Regions from separate parts of the Homo sapiens genome. Here regions 2 and 3 are each linked to region 1. A link is an interaction called in ENCODE POLR2A ChIA-PET data of the cell type or tissue named here. Cell type or tissue: GM12878. All regions are shown on one strand. Each heading gives the region's core, and the rest is flanking DNA. Links, peaks and the distances in the headings are about the cores only. Region 1 overlaps PLXNC1 (plexin C1). Region 2 overlaps EEA1 (early endosome antigen 1). Region 3 overlaps CEP83 (centrosomal protein 83).

Evidence for each region. Peaks named below come from ENCODE experiments on the same cell type or tissue, not always from the same donor. Only the 100,000 strongest peaks of a DNase experiment are listed, where the experiment ranks them.
Region 2: POLR2A ChIA-PET joins it to region 1 with 6 read pairs; 1 of 35 experiments calls an interaction of 5 or more read pairs at or near these places.
Region 3: POLR2A ChIA-PET joins it to region 1 with 6 read pairs; 5 of 35 experiments call an interaction of 5 or more read pairs at or near these places.

Annotation. Positions count from the first base shown.
Region 1 is chr12:94,268,360-94,274,052 of GRCh38, forward strand. The region is part of intron 21 of PLXNC1 (plexin C1); the gene reads left to right. It also overlaps a transcript of CEP83 not described here. Among named protein-coding and RNA genes, the nearest start is that of PLXNC1-AS1, 95 kb to the left of the region's middle. In GM12878, for the core only: no CTCF peak of the experiment used is centred there; a DNase peak (open chromatin) is centred at 3,224; H3K27ac peaks cover 760 bases.
Region 2 is chr12:92,807,548-92,813,240 of GRCh38, forward strand. It overlaps EEA1 (early endosome antigen 1), which reads right to left. Exons shown (of 29, transcript NM_003566.4): 16 at 5,433-5,546; 17 at 3,732-3,887; 18 at 1,470-1,609. Among named protein-coding and RNA genes, the nearest start is that of PLEKHG7, 110 kb to the left of the region's middle. In GM12878, for the core only: no CTCF peak of the experiment used is centred there; a DNase peak (open chromatin) is centred at 3,015; H3K27ac peaks cover 1,158 bases.
Region 3 is chr12:94,328,540-94,334,232 of GRCh38, forward strand. CEP83 (centrosomal protein 83) reads right to left here. Exons shown (of 17, transcript NM_016122.3): 13 at 4,943-5,100; 14 at 3,161-3,290. Among named protein-coding and RNA genes, the nearest start is that of CEP83, 130 kb to the right of the region's middle. In GM12878, for the core only: a CTCF peak has its summit at 1,013 (motif pointing right); no DNase peak of the experiment used is centred there.

The DNA.
Region 1 (5,693 bases), core at 1,076-5,075:
ATCCAAGCAAAGTCCCCTAGAGCCATACTTCCTCCAGGACCATAAGAAACCATCCTTCTCTATCAAGCATTCCAGGCTGGTGTTTAATGAGGCAACAGTGAGACAGAATGCCCTGATATCTGCATCCTCCCTAATGTCAGCACCAGGGGTAGGGCTGTGCACACACAGGACTTTAGTCTTTCCTTAATATCTAGGAATTCAGATCAGACAGCTGGAAGAGAATAAGACCTTTTTTTTTTTTTTTTTTTTTTTTAATTTAAGGAATACCACTCTAGTGCAGGCTGGAGTGCAGTGGCGCAGTCTTGGCTCACTGCAACCTCCGCCTCTGGGGTTCAAGCGATTCTCCTGCCTCAGCCTCCCAAATACCTGGGATTATAGGCACCTGCCATCATGCCAGGCTAATGCTTGTATTTTTAGTAGAAACGGGTTTTCGCCGTGTTGGCTAGCCTGGTCTTGAACTCCTGGCCTCAAGTGATCCACCTGCCTTGTCCTCCCGAAGTGCTGGGATTACAGGTGTGAGCAACTGCATCCGGCCGATAATAAGACCTATTGCTCTGCTGGGTTTTTTTCCCCTTTGCAAAATTTTGAACATGTTTGATTTTGTTGATGGAGTATCTCAGACTCACTCAGCTTACGTTTTGTCAAGAGTGGAACTTTGGAGGAGTTAGTGAAAGTTTGAGGATTTCACATGGGAGAAGGGACATTTGCTTCACTTTCAGGAAGAGATGAGAAAAACCAATAACTCGTAGCAAGCGTGCTGAATTAGCAAGAGAAGGTTGACTTGTAATCAAAGTTAAGTGTGAAATGGTTTTTTGAACTCTTAGAAAACGAGCTTGCCAATCTGCTGTATCTGAGAGAGAGCATCTTGGCACCCTGGAAAACTGTTCCGACAAAAATATTATTGCCTTCATTCTCCTATCTATAAGAAAGTTTTCAAGATTATTAGAAATTCTTGAAAAAGCACAAGTACATGCCTGCAGAAATATTAATGCCTCCAATTTGATTTATTGAAGGTTTATGCCAGCCTACCCCAGTCTGTCTCTTTCTCTAGCAGTTACCATTTTGGGACAATTACGTTTAATAAAATATCTCATATACAACAGAGCCCTAGGTGTCTCCACCAGGAGTTTCTTACTAGTATACTTCCTTTAACAGTGCTCTGCCTACCAGTGCTGGCTGCTTCTGTTCCATTTAGTTTGTCCTTGCAGAAGATCCATTAGCCCCGTAATTAAACAACCCACTGTCCCGATTAAGTCATTCTCTGTTACTTCAATTACATTCCATTGTTCATTAAATCCTGATGTTTGCACTTCAGCAATCTTGTTTTTAATACTCCTACCATTTGTGGAGAAACAGTGAAGTTAATTAACAATTCTTGAGCTTTTTATTTTTCTCTCTACCATAGTGCAAATCATTTCCATTATGACTTGCAATAGTACTGAAACCATTACTAACTTCATAGTTAGTGTTCTGAGCTTCCTGATCAAAGAGTGAAACCACTTTTTACAATCATTTTAGGTAAGTCATTCCCTCGTTGATGGCAAGTCATGGAAAATGAAAAATTAACATGTAATGGGTGCTTTAAATGACTTTCCTCTTCATACACTTTCTTCTCATGCCTGTAATCTTGGAATTAGAAAATAATTTAGTTATCTAAATATAAAAGTATTTACTTTTTTTCTTTATAGCTCAAATGTGACTCTATTATGTTATTGTTAGGATCATTATTTATATTTGTACCCCTCAGAGAATGGTAAATTTTATCACAAGTCATGGCGGAGATAGAAAGCATTTTCCAGATTTGTCTTGTTGCTATTGTCAAAGTTAGCATTCCATTTGAAGGTACTGTTATCTAGAGCAGGGACCAGCAAACAACAGCCTGTGGGCCAAATGTGGCCCCTCTGCCTATTTTTATAAAGTTCTATTGGAACACCTGTTCATTTCCTTATTGTCTATAGCTGCTTTCCTGCTACAGTGCAGAGTGGAGTAGTTGTCACAGAGATCATATGAGTTTTAAGTCTTAAATACTTTCTGGCCCTTTGCAGAAAGTTTGTTGGCCTTTAATCTAGAGCTTGACATAGTAGAGAATAGGAACCAGAATCCTCCCTCCCACAAACCCACAAACAGGTTGGCCTCTTTCCTCCCCTTCTGGGACACAGCAATGGAAATGCCTTGCCACTATTTACAAGTCTGAAACTCATGGGGCTCTTTGCCAACACACAACACCCACCCCCACCCCCAACCCTGCACCCGCAAATACTGTGAATACTAAAATCAGTTATCTTGGGCTAAATCAGACAGCTCTTCATACTTGATTCTAGGATGGACAAAACGTTAGCAAATGCTAGCAAGTATAGAAAAATTGGTGAGAGAAACCTAAATTTGAGAAAATTATCTCCATTACTTTTTTTTTTTTTTAAATGGAAAAAGGCTCTCGTTACCCTGTCCTCCACCCCTTACTCTTCTGTTAGAGTAGCAGATCCCTTGATCCAGGAAGCTGTGATTTATGGATCTTTGTGGGGAAAGGAAAAGGGGAGCAGAGTGAAGAGGGGAGGCTGGATGGGCAAGCGCAGCTCAAAGGGGAACGTCAGGCAGAATGTCCCAGGGCTGCTGACTCTGGCTTGGAAAGAAGCTTAGATCAGAAGTTTCCCTCAGACTTGCACTTCTAACTGGCCTCATGCTGCTTCTACGGAACTTCTGAAACTGAATTTTCTTTCTTGTTTCTTCTCTCTTTAATTCAGGTTGGTATAAGAACTAGGCTTTTCTCTTGACTTTCATTCGGCCCTGAAATAAAATTAGAAATATATTTTATAGGTTTTATTTAATGAAAGCAATTATTGCTCCAAGGCCTTTTATGATAAAGTTGCCAGTTTGTAATAAATTATCTTACAGTTACTTTCTAGGCATTATAAGGTATCACAGAAAGGAGGCAGCAACGTTCCTGCTTTTATTAGCCAAGAATATGGTTGAGGAGACAGTGAGGTAGCCAGATCATCTTCCCATGTGGGAAAAGACCTGTTCCCCTGCCCTTGATTCATCCTGCCAGCCCCCTGCAGCCTTATCCTCTCTGCCTCCTCAATACCCAAAACCACCAAATCATGTGACGGGACGATGGGTAAAACCGGTAGTGAAAGGGGAATGCAGTTACATGTTCCCAGGCCGTGTGCAGAAGAGGTGGGGTTTGGAGTCTGATAGTCTTGGGTTTGAATCTGGGCTCAGCCACTTTACTCTGGGCAAGTCTCTCAACCTCTCAAAACCTGTTTCCTCTTCTGTAAACAGGCAATGACCAAAACCTGCCCTCGCATATTTGTGGTGAGGTCAGAAAATAATACATGTACCACGTCTAGCCATCTTTCCTGGTGTGAAGTAGGTGCTCATTCTTTTTTGATTCAGTTTTCCTTGTCTGAGGTGTGCTTTTCTCTTGTCTCCTGTAAGCTTCACTAAGCAGAAAGTGTCCCGTCAGTATTCTTTTTGGTTGGTTATTTATTGATGATGTGGGATGTGGGGGAGTTGATTAGCTGATTCCATCATCATGAAAAGCATTTCTTGGGTGCCTGTGTGCTTATGTTCTTGTTAAAAATGTTACATATGACCGCTGTGATGGGGTGTTTACAACCTGTGGCAGACAGTATCCCATTGGGCAGATGTGAACAGGAGACGACCGTGATAACCTGTGAGAGGCTGATGGCTGACATGCTACAAAGGGGCCAGGCCTTTCCAGCCTGGCCCTCTTCCCGGGCCTTCTGGACCATACATTTTCCAATAGTCTTTTCTTTCTCATAACCCTCCTTGGTAATAGGCATCATTCCCAAATCAATCAGGATGCAGTTCAGTTGTACAGAACAGAGACCCAAGATGTCTGTGGCTTCAGCAACAGAGAAGCTGAGTTCTCTCCCTGGTGGCATTCTGGGTGGGCAGTGCAGGGCTGGTAGAGCAGCTGCTCCTCTCTTGTCCTCATATTCTAAGTGTCTGCTCACCCCAGCCTCATTCCCCATCCCAGCCAGCAGGATGTAAGCAGGGCTGTAGAAAGGAGGGCAGATGGTCACCAGCCATCTTTTAAGGAAGTGCCACATAACATATCCACTTAATGTCATCGGCCAGGACTTAGTCATAACCAGAACATGTCCTGACTCTGAGCTGCGAAGCCAAGAGGCCAGCTCTGGGTCACCATCTCCCAGTGCCTCCTGGCCCTGCCATCCTAGTCACAAGATGGCTGCCACCGCTCCAAGCACTACTCTCCCTTTTGTTCGGATCGAAGACTTCCCACTGGGCATGGTGGCTCACACCTGTAATCCCAGCACTTTGGAGGCCAAGGTGGGAGGATCATTTGAGCCCACTGAATCTGGAGCATACTGGCCACACCTGGCAGCAGCAGAGGCTGGGAAATGTCACCTTTATTCTGGGTGAACAGAAGCTCTGTAAAAATGTCCTTGGGTGGCACCGGAGGCACAGGGTGCTCCAGATTCAGTGGGTTCTGTGGGGTTCAATATCAAGCTGGGGTGAGGAGGTCAAGCCTCCTCTACCAGATCGCCTATGTCCAGCCTGTCTCCTGGGAGGGCATTCATTGAGGCCTTCAAGCAGAGGGGAACTGCCCTTGGGAGGCTCATCACCTTGGCTGGCCTCTTCGCTTCGCAGCCCAGAGTCAGGACACGTCCTAGTTATGACTCCCACCGGCTCCATGATTTTGGACATGCTTCTAAATCTCTCTGGTCTCGGTTTCCTCATCCATTAAATGAGGCTAATAATGGCACCTACTTCATAGAGCAGTTGTGAGGATTGAATGAACCTATAATTGCATTCCCAGTACGTGATAAGCACTCAATAAATGCTGGTCCTTATTATTACAAATCTAGAACCATATTCTTTTCTTTACCATATTTTTTTCCTATGAATAGTACAGGGACTCTCTTTCAGGTGGCAGGAGGTGGTTTTGGGAGGCAGGCCTGGGCTACAAGTCCTCCACCCATACTTCCACCCAAAGAAGGTGGGATTTTTTTCTGTAGACTTCCTGACCTGATAGCCTGAGTGAGTGATTGAAGCTTCCTGCTCACCAGTCTAATTAGAGACTGGAAGCCAAGTGTCTCCATGGTCTAGGGGCCTCCCTCATGAACTACAGCTCTTTGCGACCCAATTCAAATGCTGCCTCCTCCATGCAGCCTTCCTTGATTTCTCTGTTTGAAAACCCCCTGCCGACCTAAAAGAGGTACCTCTCTAAATCCCTAAAATGCTCCGTCTGTACCTCCCACATTCTACCTGGCATTAGAATGTGTTGTATATGCCCCACAGTTCTTCTACTAGTCTGCTAGTACTTCCCAAGCAGGATGAGTACAGGTTCTGATTTGTATCACCTACAGTGCCCTGCACACAATAGGTGCAAAGTAAATGGTCATCAATAGACGAATCTACCTCAGCATCCACAAAATGAGCTCTGGCAGTTTGGCACATGCAGCTATAAGTAAGAGAAAATTGAACTAAGGATGCCTGAAATAGTAAGAGCATGACTTGCCTCTTAGAGCAGAAAGTCTGGAGGGAAGGAGCTCCAAGCCGGTCCCTACATTCCGTGGTGTCAGAGCTCTGCGTCACCATCTCCCAGTACCTCCTGGCCCTGCCATCCTAGTCACAAGATGGCTGCCACCGCTCCAAGCGCTACTCCCCCTTTTGTTTGGATAGAAGACTTCCAACAGGGTGTGGTG
Region 2 (5,693 bases), core at 540-4,539, 1.5 Mb before region 1:
ACAAACAACAACTAAAACTAAAAAGTAAATTGAGCAAGGTTATAGGCAGAAAAGTCAATATATATTTAAAAATTCTATTTTTATACTAGTCATAAGTGGAAAATTAAATTTAAAAAACAATTACATTTACAATAGCATTAAAAAAATATTCAGGAATAAATTTAACAAAAGATGTACAAGATGTCTATGTTAAAAACCATAAAATACTGCTCAGAGAAATTAAAGAAGGCCCAAGTAGATAAAGAGACATATGTTTGTGTATTAGAAGACTCAATGTTGTTAAGATGTCATTTCTCCCCAAATTGATTTATAGTTTCAAGGGAATTCTAATCAAAATACAACAGTTTTATTTGTAGACATGTACAAGTTAATACAAAAATGTGTATGGAAAAGCAATGAACTTACAAGAGTCAAGACAATCTTGAAAAATAATAAAGGTGAAGGATTAATATCTAATATCATAAAGCTACATTAAAAATATACCATTTTATGGTATATTAAAAATATCTTCTGGTTTCTTTTGTGTGTTATGCCACACCAACTTAGCTACATTTATGACTTTCAATATCATAATTATGATATTAGATACTATGATATTAGGTACCAATACCATGATACTGGTGTCAGGATACCATATAGACACATAGACTGTGGTTGTCTACAGGAAAAGGATAAGGAAGGTATTGACTAGAAGGGCAAGTGAGAAAACTCCTGGAGTGATGACAATGTCCTATATGGTGCTGTGGCTAGATCCACAGATACACAGAATATACACTGATTAAAACTCAAAGTACATATGTAAAATCTGTGCATTTAACTATGTGTGAATTTCGCATCAATAAGAAAAACAAGAAGGCACACTGGTTTTTGTGTTTCCTTTGTCTTCATAAACATAGACAATCTGCCAAAATGCATCACAAAGCTGAGGTTATTTTTTTTTTTTTTTTCTTTTTGAGATAGAGTATCACTTTGTCGCCCAGGCTGGAGTGCAGTGGTGTGACAGCCTCGACCTCCCAAGCTCAAGCAATCTTGCTATGCTACCCAGGCTGAGAAGATCACTTCTTATAAGAAAGAATCCATTCCCTATTTGGTATAGCTAGAAGGCTAACTACTTTTGGGTAACACATAAATATCCCCGAATTTTTTAATTTTACAGTAATTTATTCAAATTTGTGAACAACATAAAACAAGGTTTATGCCAGAGAAATGAGCACCATATCATTGTTGAAAAGAAACTGGATGACCCAAATTTTATAAAACTAAGTTTTCAGTCCTTTCTAGAGAAGTTTAACCCTATTATGATGGCTTTATTTTTTCATTCACATTAACATCAGTTTATAAAATCAACACAAAATAAATATCTAATAAGTCTTTAAGCACTACGATAGCAAAATTTAAATCTGAAGGAAATTTTAATACTTAGTTCACAATCTTTTCCCTTAATTTGTAAGTAAAGTGGTTTAGCTTACATTTCCTTCTCCATTTCAAGTTGTTTACTCAATTCTGTGGCTCTGAGCTCTAAATCTGTGTTCAGCTGTCTTTGCTGTTGTAGATCTTGCAAAGCCTGCTCCTTGCTTGCTTTAACTTCAAGACTATCAGCTTCTAGTTTCTATGAAAGAAATATGATATGGCAGCCATTTTAATATTAGTAATTATCAATCTATTATTAAATACTATAACATTTTTGTTTATATTCAAACAGGTGTGACATACAAAAAAAAATTTATTATAATAAAAAACATATTCTGAAACCATTACTAAGGGTGTTATTTATTTTAAAATCTTTCAGAAGACCCAGCAGAAAGCTTTATACATGATAGACTGCCACTAAGTGTTGGTGTTTAAAATTAATTCTGGGCTGGGCGCGGTGGCTCACACCTGTAATCCCAGCACCTTGGGAGGCAGAGGCAGGCAGATCACTTGAGGTCAGAAGTTCGAGACCAGCCTGGCCAACATGGTGAAACCTTATCTCTACTAAAAAAAAAAAAAAAAAAAAAATTAGCCAGGCGTGGTGGCCGGTGCCTGAAGTCCCAGCTACTCAAGACGCCGAGGCAGGAGAACGGCTTGAACCTGGGAGGCAGAGGTTGCAGCGAGCTGAGATCGCACCACTACACTCCAGCCTGGGCAACAGAATGAGACTCCATCTCAAAAAAAAAAAAAATTAATTCTGAATGAAACAATCAACTTAAAAGAAACATAGAAACATAAATAGTTATTATCTCAGTAAAAGTTATTAACTCAAGTATGAAAAAATAAGTTAACAGGTTCACTGATCTACTCACTTAAAACATATTATCTTTTATAGTCACAGTTAAAAACACTGATGTAATTATAAGATATTTAAAACTAAAATGAAGTTCTCACGTACTCCTTCTCATTAACACCTATTGATCCTAAATATAAAGCCAATTAAGTTCCTGATTTTGCTTCTTTAATCTCTTGGACTAGATGACATTGTTGTTCTTCAGAATATAGTTTGCATCTCACATGTATACATGTAATTATGTGTGTATTTTTACAAACTTACAAAATCAAACTGTTGAATATAAGTTTGAAAAGCTTTACACAATGCATTTCCTTGCAGTGGTAGTGATTTTGCACACTAAATATTTTATAAACTGATTGGTATCTGTAGCCCTTACCATTGACCTACACTGAAAATATTCATTAAATAAAAGATATTTGATGTAGCTAAATTAATTATACATGTCTATATAAAAAATATGATACTCCCTAAAATGATAATTACAAAGTGTTAGAGCTGATAATCACAATAAAAACTCAGTTCTAAATAACCACTATTTTTAATAGGTACCCAAAAAGAATTCTCATTAGACACTTTTCAGTAAAATAATACTTCTGTTATTTTTAACCATGCCTAAAGTACCTTGCCTTTGCTATTATCGTTTGTCATAAAGAAAAAGGAACCTATAAACAGAATTGTAAATGTAATTATTCCCCCATACTATATTGGTATGTATGTACATATATTCATTTCATGACTCTAAACTTATACACACACGCTTCACCGGGTTGAGGAAGTATAAGTTACATATATAGTAACTTGAGAAGTTTTTGTTTAACTGATAGTAGCTCAATTTTTAAAAATTTTTTTTTTTTTTATTTTTAGCCAAAGGCAGTTAAGCAGCAAGCGGTTCTAATTTGAAGGACACAAAAACTCAGGTCAAATCCTTCTGAGATGTCTAATCATCTTATCTCTTCAGTAAATCAACACATTCATATGGAGTTGTGTTAAAGTAAGATACAGTTTATCATAGTCTCAATGTGTTTTTAAATTAGAAGCAAAATCCAAAGGGTATAAAGTTCTAAAAAGGAAAAGTCTACCATATCTGAAATGTGATATTGGAGTAAGTTGGTAAGAGATGGAAGAATGAAGGAACAGAAGAGACTTCACAACAAAAAATTGAGAAGTTCCTTGTAATGGTAGAGTAGATACCTGGTTATCTGTCTTTGGAAAAAGTAACACATTACAATGGAATCAGTATGTAAGTTGACTGTCATTTATAAAAGATGCTCATTAAGGGAGACATTAAAAATAAAGATAGAATTCAAACTTAAGACATGAAAAATTACAAGCAATTTTTTAAAAATTTTATACCACAACTTCACCTTTCTTTGTTAACTAAAAATCTTTGATTCCATGTAGGTCATGAGATTCCATTGCTACTGAAGTAGAAAATATGACTAAATTCAACTTCTTTTATACAAACCTTAATTTGACCTTCTAGCTCTTCGGTTTTCTGTTCTAAAGAGAGGTATTTCTCTTTATATTCTTTAAGATGACTTTCCAGCTGACTGCAATGTTCTTGCTTGTCTTGTAACTTTGCAGTGACCTGATCCAACTGAGTAGTAATCTTATTTAACTCCTTTAGAAAAGTACAATTGAAGAAAACTTTGGTAAGGTTTACTATATTGTAGTGGCCAAATGTTCAACGTAAAATTGAAAACTCTAATTTTATTTAAAAAAATATTTGGAGTAAGAGCTCAGATAAATCTAATGATATATCAGAGGCTATACTTACCTACCAATATAAACGACATGAACTAAATTCTTGCATAGTCTGAGATCCTAAGTTTATATGTATAACAGTTTAATAACTTTTCAATGTTTATCTAGGAAGAATTATTTTAGGAGCCAAATATTAGCCAGGCTAATAATAAAATAACACTTTTATATTATAATTAAATATTTTCAATGTTCAAGACACCAATTTTTAAAACTATTTTTTAAAAATATTACAGTGTTTACATTTATGATGCTTTTCAATTCATTTGGAATATCCAGTTGCACAAAAAAAAAAAAATAAAATAAAAATTACTAGTAAATCTACTATGTACCAAAAGTAGGACACATACCAAATTTAACAGCAAACATTCCATTCAAATGGGCTTTTCATAAAGGGTAAATATAGAAAACTGTTTTGTTCTGTTTTTTAACTTGATATACTTCTGTATTGTTTTTTAAAAAATGGACCAATAAAGCCAGGTGCGGTGGCTCACACCTATAATCCCAGCACTTTGGGAGGCCAAGGTGGGTGAATCACCTGAAGTCGGAGTTTGAGACCAGCCTGACCAACATGGTGAAACCCTGTCTCTACTAAAAATACAAAATTAGCCAGGCACGGTGGCACATGCTTGTAATCCCAGCTACTTGGGAGGCTGAGGCAGGAGAATTGCTTGAACCCGGCAGGTGGAGGTTTCAGTGAGCCAAGATTACACCATTGCGCTCCAACCTGGGTAACAAGAGCAAAAAACTCCATCTAAAAAAAAAAAAGACCAATAACTAATATTACTCCCTGAATAACAAGTAAATTTTAAAAATTTCTACCAGTAAAAGCTAAGAAAAATCTACCAGCAACATTCACCGTGACCCTAAAGTAGGATGCTTCTATTCTACCAGAGTATCGCTTCTGTATTCCCTCCAGCTCCTCACTTCCTCCTATTACCAAGAAAGGAGTAACTCTTATAACTGAGGTAGAATATACAGTGTTCTTTTCCTGTTTCCAAGTGGCAAGTACATTTGGGTCATGGTCCAGTCTACCTACTAAAAACAAATGTGGTGGTCTGCCCCATCCAATCACCAACACTTGAAGGGATGGGGCAACAATTCAAAAGTTAGGAGGAAACATTACTGCTCTACACCAAGGTCTAGGCTAGGGGAGAAGGACAATATCAGGAAACCAACCACACCTGCACACTAGTAGAAATTTATCAAAAACAAAGCTGTTATTTTTATCTCCATCTATGTGACCCCCACTTTTACTACTCAACTGGAACTCATGGAGAAATTAAGGGGGATAAGCAAGTCTATCACAAGATTATACAAAACTGGGTATCATCTTTACATGTTTGCAATTTATTTATCTACCAAAGCACTAGGTGATAGTATGAAATTGCATCTGTTTCCCTACCTGCTGTTTATCTTGTAATGCATTTTGAGCTGTGTCCAAATGATTCTGAAGATCAGCTCTTTGAGCAGTTTTTGCTGCTTCTGCTGATAGTAATAGTTCGGTTTTGGCTTTAATCTGTAACAGCATTTACAAATTATTTAATTTATATTTAGTTCTTGATTTCCTCTTGCTTGAACGCACACTCCTTTTGTGACTAAACAAACTATTTAAAAATTAAGTCCTTGGCAAAAACATATGGATTTATATATTGAAAAATATGTA
Region 3 (5,693 bases), core at 627-4,626, 60 kb after region 1:
AAAAATGCTATGACTTTTGGCATTAAAGAATCTAAGAAGTCTGTTGCACTCTTATGAATTATATTTATGTAATCTGATAGCCAAAATGGTCAAATAGAAGCATTATCTTTAACTTGAATGGGAAAAGGGTATGAGTTAAATTAATTTACAGTGATTATTCTGACATAAGAAACGACTCATATGGACCATAGCTATATTAAGCGAAAAGTTGTAAAGTATTTGGAATCAAGGAAAGTAGGAAATTAAAGCCTAACAGCGCAGTGGAAAGAGCACCAGACTGAGAACAGAAACATGTAGATTTTAGTCAACTTTTGATTCTTACTAGTTAAGTAATCTTGGGTACCTCCTACTTTAGGTTGCTAACTTGTAAAAGCTATTTGAATGCTAAGATCCCTTCCAGTCCTAAAATTATACATACTTATATACTTTTTAATTGTATTTCTAAGTTACACATGATGTTTTTCTATTTTAATTGATGTAAACTTGTAAGCTCCTAGGGCAGTGTCCCACATAGTAGGACAATTCTAGGTCATAATCATTCACTGAATTGACCTTAACAATTTCACTATGACTTAAATCACAATCCATAGATCACATTTTAAAAAGTAAAATGACTATCTACTATCTTCACACTCATCATCTGGTAGACATTTCAGTAGAAAAAAAAATTCATCCTGTCACAATACTAATGAAATGTTACTTTGTAGTGTTTTGGGGTTTTTTTGTTTAATTATTATTTTTTTTTGAGATAGGGTCTTGCTGTGTCATCCAGGCTGGAGGGCAGTGGTGCCATCACAGCTCTTTGCAATCTTGAACTCCTGGGCTCAAGCAATCCTCCCACCTCAGCCTTCCAAGTAGCTGGGACTACAAGCATGTGCCACCATGCACAGTTTTTTCATGTTTTATAGAGATGGGGTCTGGCTATATTTTGTAGATTTTTAAAAATATAACCTCCTCCACTCCTTCTGGTATACTTATGATTAGCTGATAATCTCACCACTGGGTGTCACTTTTGCTTCAAAAGAATTCAACCCAAACTAACCTTAATAATTAGAATTTGATCTGTAAGATACTTATTCCTAAAGCCTCAAAATTTAGCTCTTAAAATTTCTTGCTGTAACACGGCTTCAGATGTTTCTAGGCTTCAAACACAGTGCAAACAAAAATCAGTAGGATTTCTGAGTTCATAGGTCATAAAACAATCCTCTGAAATCCCATTAATATTCATACACTTTTCAGTACCTACATCGACAGAAAGGAAGAAAAGTGACATATACAGAAAAACAAACAAGTGTGCATATTTGGGTATAAAACACTGGGATCCCTATATAATAAATGCTGTTTTTCCAATAATACTACTTCTAGCATTATGAGAAGATAAAAGTAATATTCAGAGACCAAGAAAGTAGAGAAGGAATGACTTTTAGACTACTCATGTTGTCACTCCAACCATCAGCAACATTTGGCAGTGATATCCAATTACATAAAAAGGGGTCTAGGAACTGCTGTGTGGTTTTCAAATTCAGAATAACTGAACGATCTACAGTTATTTTCTCTTATCCAAATATAAACAGTTAACCTTTCCAATAAACAGATATTAAGATAATGGTTCCTGCACCTAGAAGCATTTTCCTCTCACCTCAGATCTTCTCTCCTCTCCACAACAAATGCTACTATTAGGGGAATTTATCAAATGAAGACAACTCAAATCATTTGTGGGACTTTACATATAACACGCACACACACACACACACACTTTATCATGTCCCTCCTCTTCCTCTAATCCTGTTGAAAAGATTACCATGTCCTTCCCCTCCCTTAATCACCACCATAAGTCATGGTTACTAATGGGACCTGTTATATTATTCTTGGGTTTGCTGAAATAGAAAAAAGTTGTAAGTCACTGATTTAGAAGATCCATCTAGATACATTATTTCCATGATGCCCTGGATTGTTTCCAAGAAAACAAAGTTAGGTTCTGGAGAAAAGTATGCCTGCAAAGGTAAAACTTAAAAAGGATCACAATGCTGTGGGAACTCCTGTGGCAGTTTCAGAAACCAAGGGAGTCCCATTTCCTCCTGCTGGAGCAAAGAAATACTTGCTCTTGTATTTCTGAATTGGAAACAAAAAAGCCTTTTAACCACAAAAGCAATAAAACAGATATTAGGTATAAATGAAACAAGCTTAATCACACTATAATTTAACTGGAGAATGTGTTAAATATGACTTCCATGGGATGGCCTGGAAACTATCACTCTGAAAAACACCTTCTGTATGGAAAAATGCATGTCAGCTCAAAACAACTGACTTACATACAAAATTTAGAAACAAACCTGCTGGACAGTTTGGATTTTCCCAATTTATTTCTGCAAGGTTGACAGCAAAATGTCATGCTTATATATCAAATTAAACATATCACTAAAATCTCAGATTCAACTATATACTTTATTCTCCTATAAGAGTTTATTAGGATGGACGCGGTAGCTCACACCTCTTAATCCCAGCACTTTGGGAGGCTGAGGTGGGAGGATCACTTGAGGTCAGGAGTTTGAGACCAGTCTGGCAAACATGGGAAACCCTGTCTCTACTAAAAATACAAAAATTAGTCGGGTGTGGTGGCATGTGCCTATAATTCCAGCTACTCGAAAGGCTGAGGTATGAGAATCGCTTGAACCCAGGGGATGGAGGTTGCAGTGAGCCAAGATTGCACCACTGCAATCCAACCTGGGTGATGGGAGTCAGACTCTCAGAAAAAAAAAAAAAAAAAAAAAAAAAAAGATTTAATTATATTTTACTCCATAGAAATCACCTTTTTTCCTTTTTTTTTTTTTTTTTTTTTTTTTTTGCGACAGAGTCTTGCTCTGTCACCCAGGCTGGAGTGCAGTGGCACGATCTCGGCTCACTATAAGCTCTGCCTCCCGGGTTCATGCCATTCTCCTGTCTCAGCCTCCCGAGTAGCTGGGGCTACAGGCGCCCGCCACTATGCCTGGCTAATTTTTTTGTATTTTTTCAGTAGAGATGGGGTTTCACTGTGTTAGCCAGGATGGTCTCAATGATCTCCTGACCTCGTGATCCACCTGCCTCCGCCTCCCAAAGTGCTGGGATTACAGGTGTGAGCCACCATGCCTGGCCAGAGATCACTTTAATAAGAACCACTTGCCTTTTTCTGGGCAATTGCAGCTCGCTGCAGTTTCTCCTTAGCTTGATTGTACTTTTCTTCTCTGTCTGTGATACGCTCATGAAGCTTATGCTTTTCTTCCAACCACTGTATCTGTTTCTCTTCCAATGTCCTGTCAGAAGAATGTATGTAAAACATGGAAGTTAAATAAGTTCTTAGGATTAAATAGATATTATCACAAGTATAAGCAAACTCACTACCTGTCTGACCACATTCTTAATTATCCAACTGCAGGCCCTCCTGTATGGCCACTTGTTTGGAAATCCCACCATTACTGAGCACTTCCTATGAATAAGGCACTGGACTTAGAAAACTATGTGTTCTTTACAAAAATCCTGAGTTAGGTATTTCTGTCACCTTTATACTTCTGTCCATTTTATAAATGAGGAAACTGAGGATTAGAGCAGTTAACGAACTTAAGGGCTCACATCTAGTTAATGGCAAGACAAACACTTGATAACCAGATGTGAAGTATAATAACCATCAAACTACAAATATCTGTCCTCATAAATTTGGTTTAAGAAAATCAAGCCTGGTATCAAATCTTAATGCAGTATGTCTTCTGACTAGAGTAAAATGCATATAAATGATATCTTAAAATAACATCATAACAACTTATATTTTTAAAGCTATTCTGCATACTTTATATGATTTTTTTAGTATTCTTACTATAGGCAGTACTAATGAAAATAACAAACCCTGAGAAGTTAGATTACTTGCCTAAGGTCATACAAGATTTTAAGTATCTTAGCTGGAACTAAAATCACATTCCATTGACCCTTAGTTCAGCTATTTTCTTCTATGAAATTCTATGAATATTATTTAGAAACCAATGATTAATTACTTAAATTTGCTAGCTATACTGTCATTAGAATTATTAAGCTCATTTCAATCAAACACTTGAGAAATCCAAGCACATGTTTCTGTTTTTTACAAAATAAAAGAAAAATAAGTTGGATCAACTGAAATGTCACATGCTATGGACATTTATCTTGCTTACTTCCTTTTCTTGAAATTCAACCCCATATAAAAAAGCATGGACAAACCTTTGAATATGTAATAATAGAAAAACTGAAGAAATACAGTTTTATGTGGCATGGTGGCCTTCAGAAGAAGAAATTTGAAAAGAATAATGTTTTGTAGATTAAAATAAAAACTTACTTACAAGGCCAACATGTTATAAAGACAAAGCAAATACAAAATAGTACAGTGTTCTACCACATCTAAACAAATTTTTCCAGAGGATATAAGATCTTGAACATCACCACAATCATTTTATCCCTACCAGTTTTACTCCATACTGTCTACTAGTAACAAATTTTAAGACCAAAAAAAAAAAAAAAAAAAACAAATAAATTAGCTTTTCAAAGAAAATCCAAGATAGTTCTAATTCAAGGAATTAAGTTTTGCACATCAAAAACAAAACAAAAAACCCATTCTGTTCTCTGGCATTCAGAAGAATAGATTTTTGAAGAAATGTTTTGGTTTAATCAATGAATAAAAAAAGTTTTCTTTGAGGTTTTTCAGAATACTATACTGTCAGAATTTTAATGTCTTAATTTTTTTAAAAACAATTCAAGAGTCAGTATAGTTCATTCTATAAAAACATAAAGTACATTATTACCTCAGTAGACCATTGTACACTATTAAAGTGTATTTGTAACTAGTTTCTAAAATATAATCAACATTGGAATCATTACTAAAATAAGTACATGTTATATAGAAAAAAGAAAAAATAGTTTGTACATAAAGAGCAAACTCTACTTTTCAGCTTCTAGTTGCGCTTTTTCAGCTTGGCTTCTAAAATTTCGGCATTCTTGTTTTAATCTCTCCACCATTTCCTTCAGCATTTGGTTTGAATTCAGCAAGTCATTCTCTGACTGTGCAAGTGAAGTCACTTGGATCTGCAAACTACTGATTTGCTTAAAAGAGAAGAAAGAAGATAAATTAAAGCCCACTAAATAAATGCGGTAAGGTATGAGAGAAGCAGAAGATACTAAGCATCTCCCTTTGCAAATGCTCCCTCAAGCTGGTGTGTCCTTGGAGATGACCCCTAAAGGAAATAACAAATAGCAGCACCCAGGAGCATTTCTTATTATAATCAGAGACTATCAAGAACTATATTCCTCAGTCACTGAGTCCCCTCCCTCTTCTTTCCAAAATATGCAGGCCAGGAGAGGTATTGGGAATGGAGAGAAGGGTTATCAGGGGGATTAGCAGTGAGATGAGAAAAGGGAATCCAGTGATTAGAGTGAGTCTCCTACCACTCTAGCCTTCTCCTCACCTCCTAGGAAAAAAAACTGATTTTAAAAGCAAGTCAGCTGGGAAAGCAGCTAAAAAAAAAAATCCATCCTCCTCTTCCCACATACCCTGAGATCAGCAACCTTCCAGAAGTTCTACTCTCCGAGCAATCAAAATTGTTCAGTGTAAATGTGGGAAGGATCACTCCTCACATTGTTTTTAAAAGGTTTCCAAACCTTCTGTATGTCCAGTGCTGGGCAGAAGAAAGATGCTC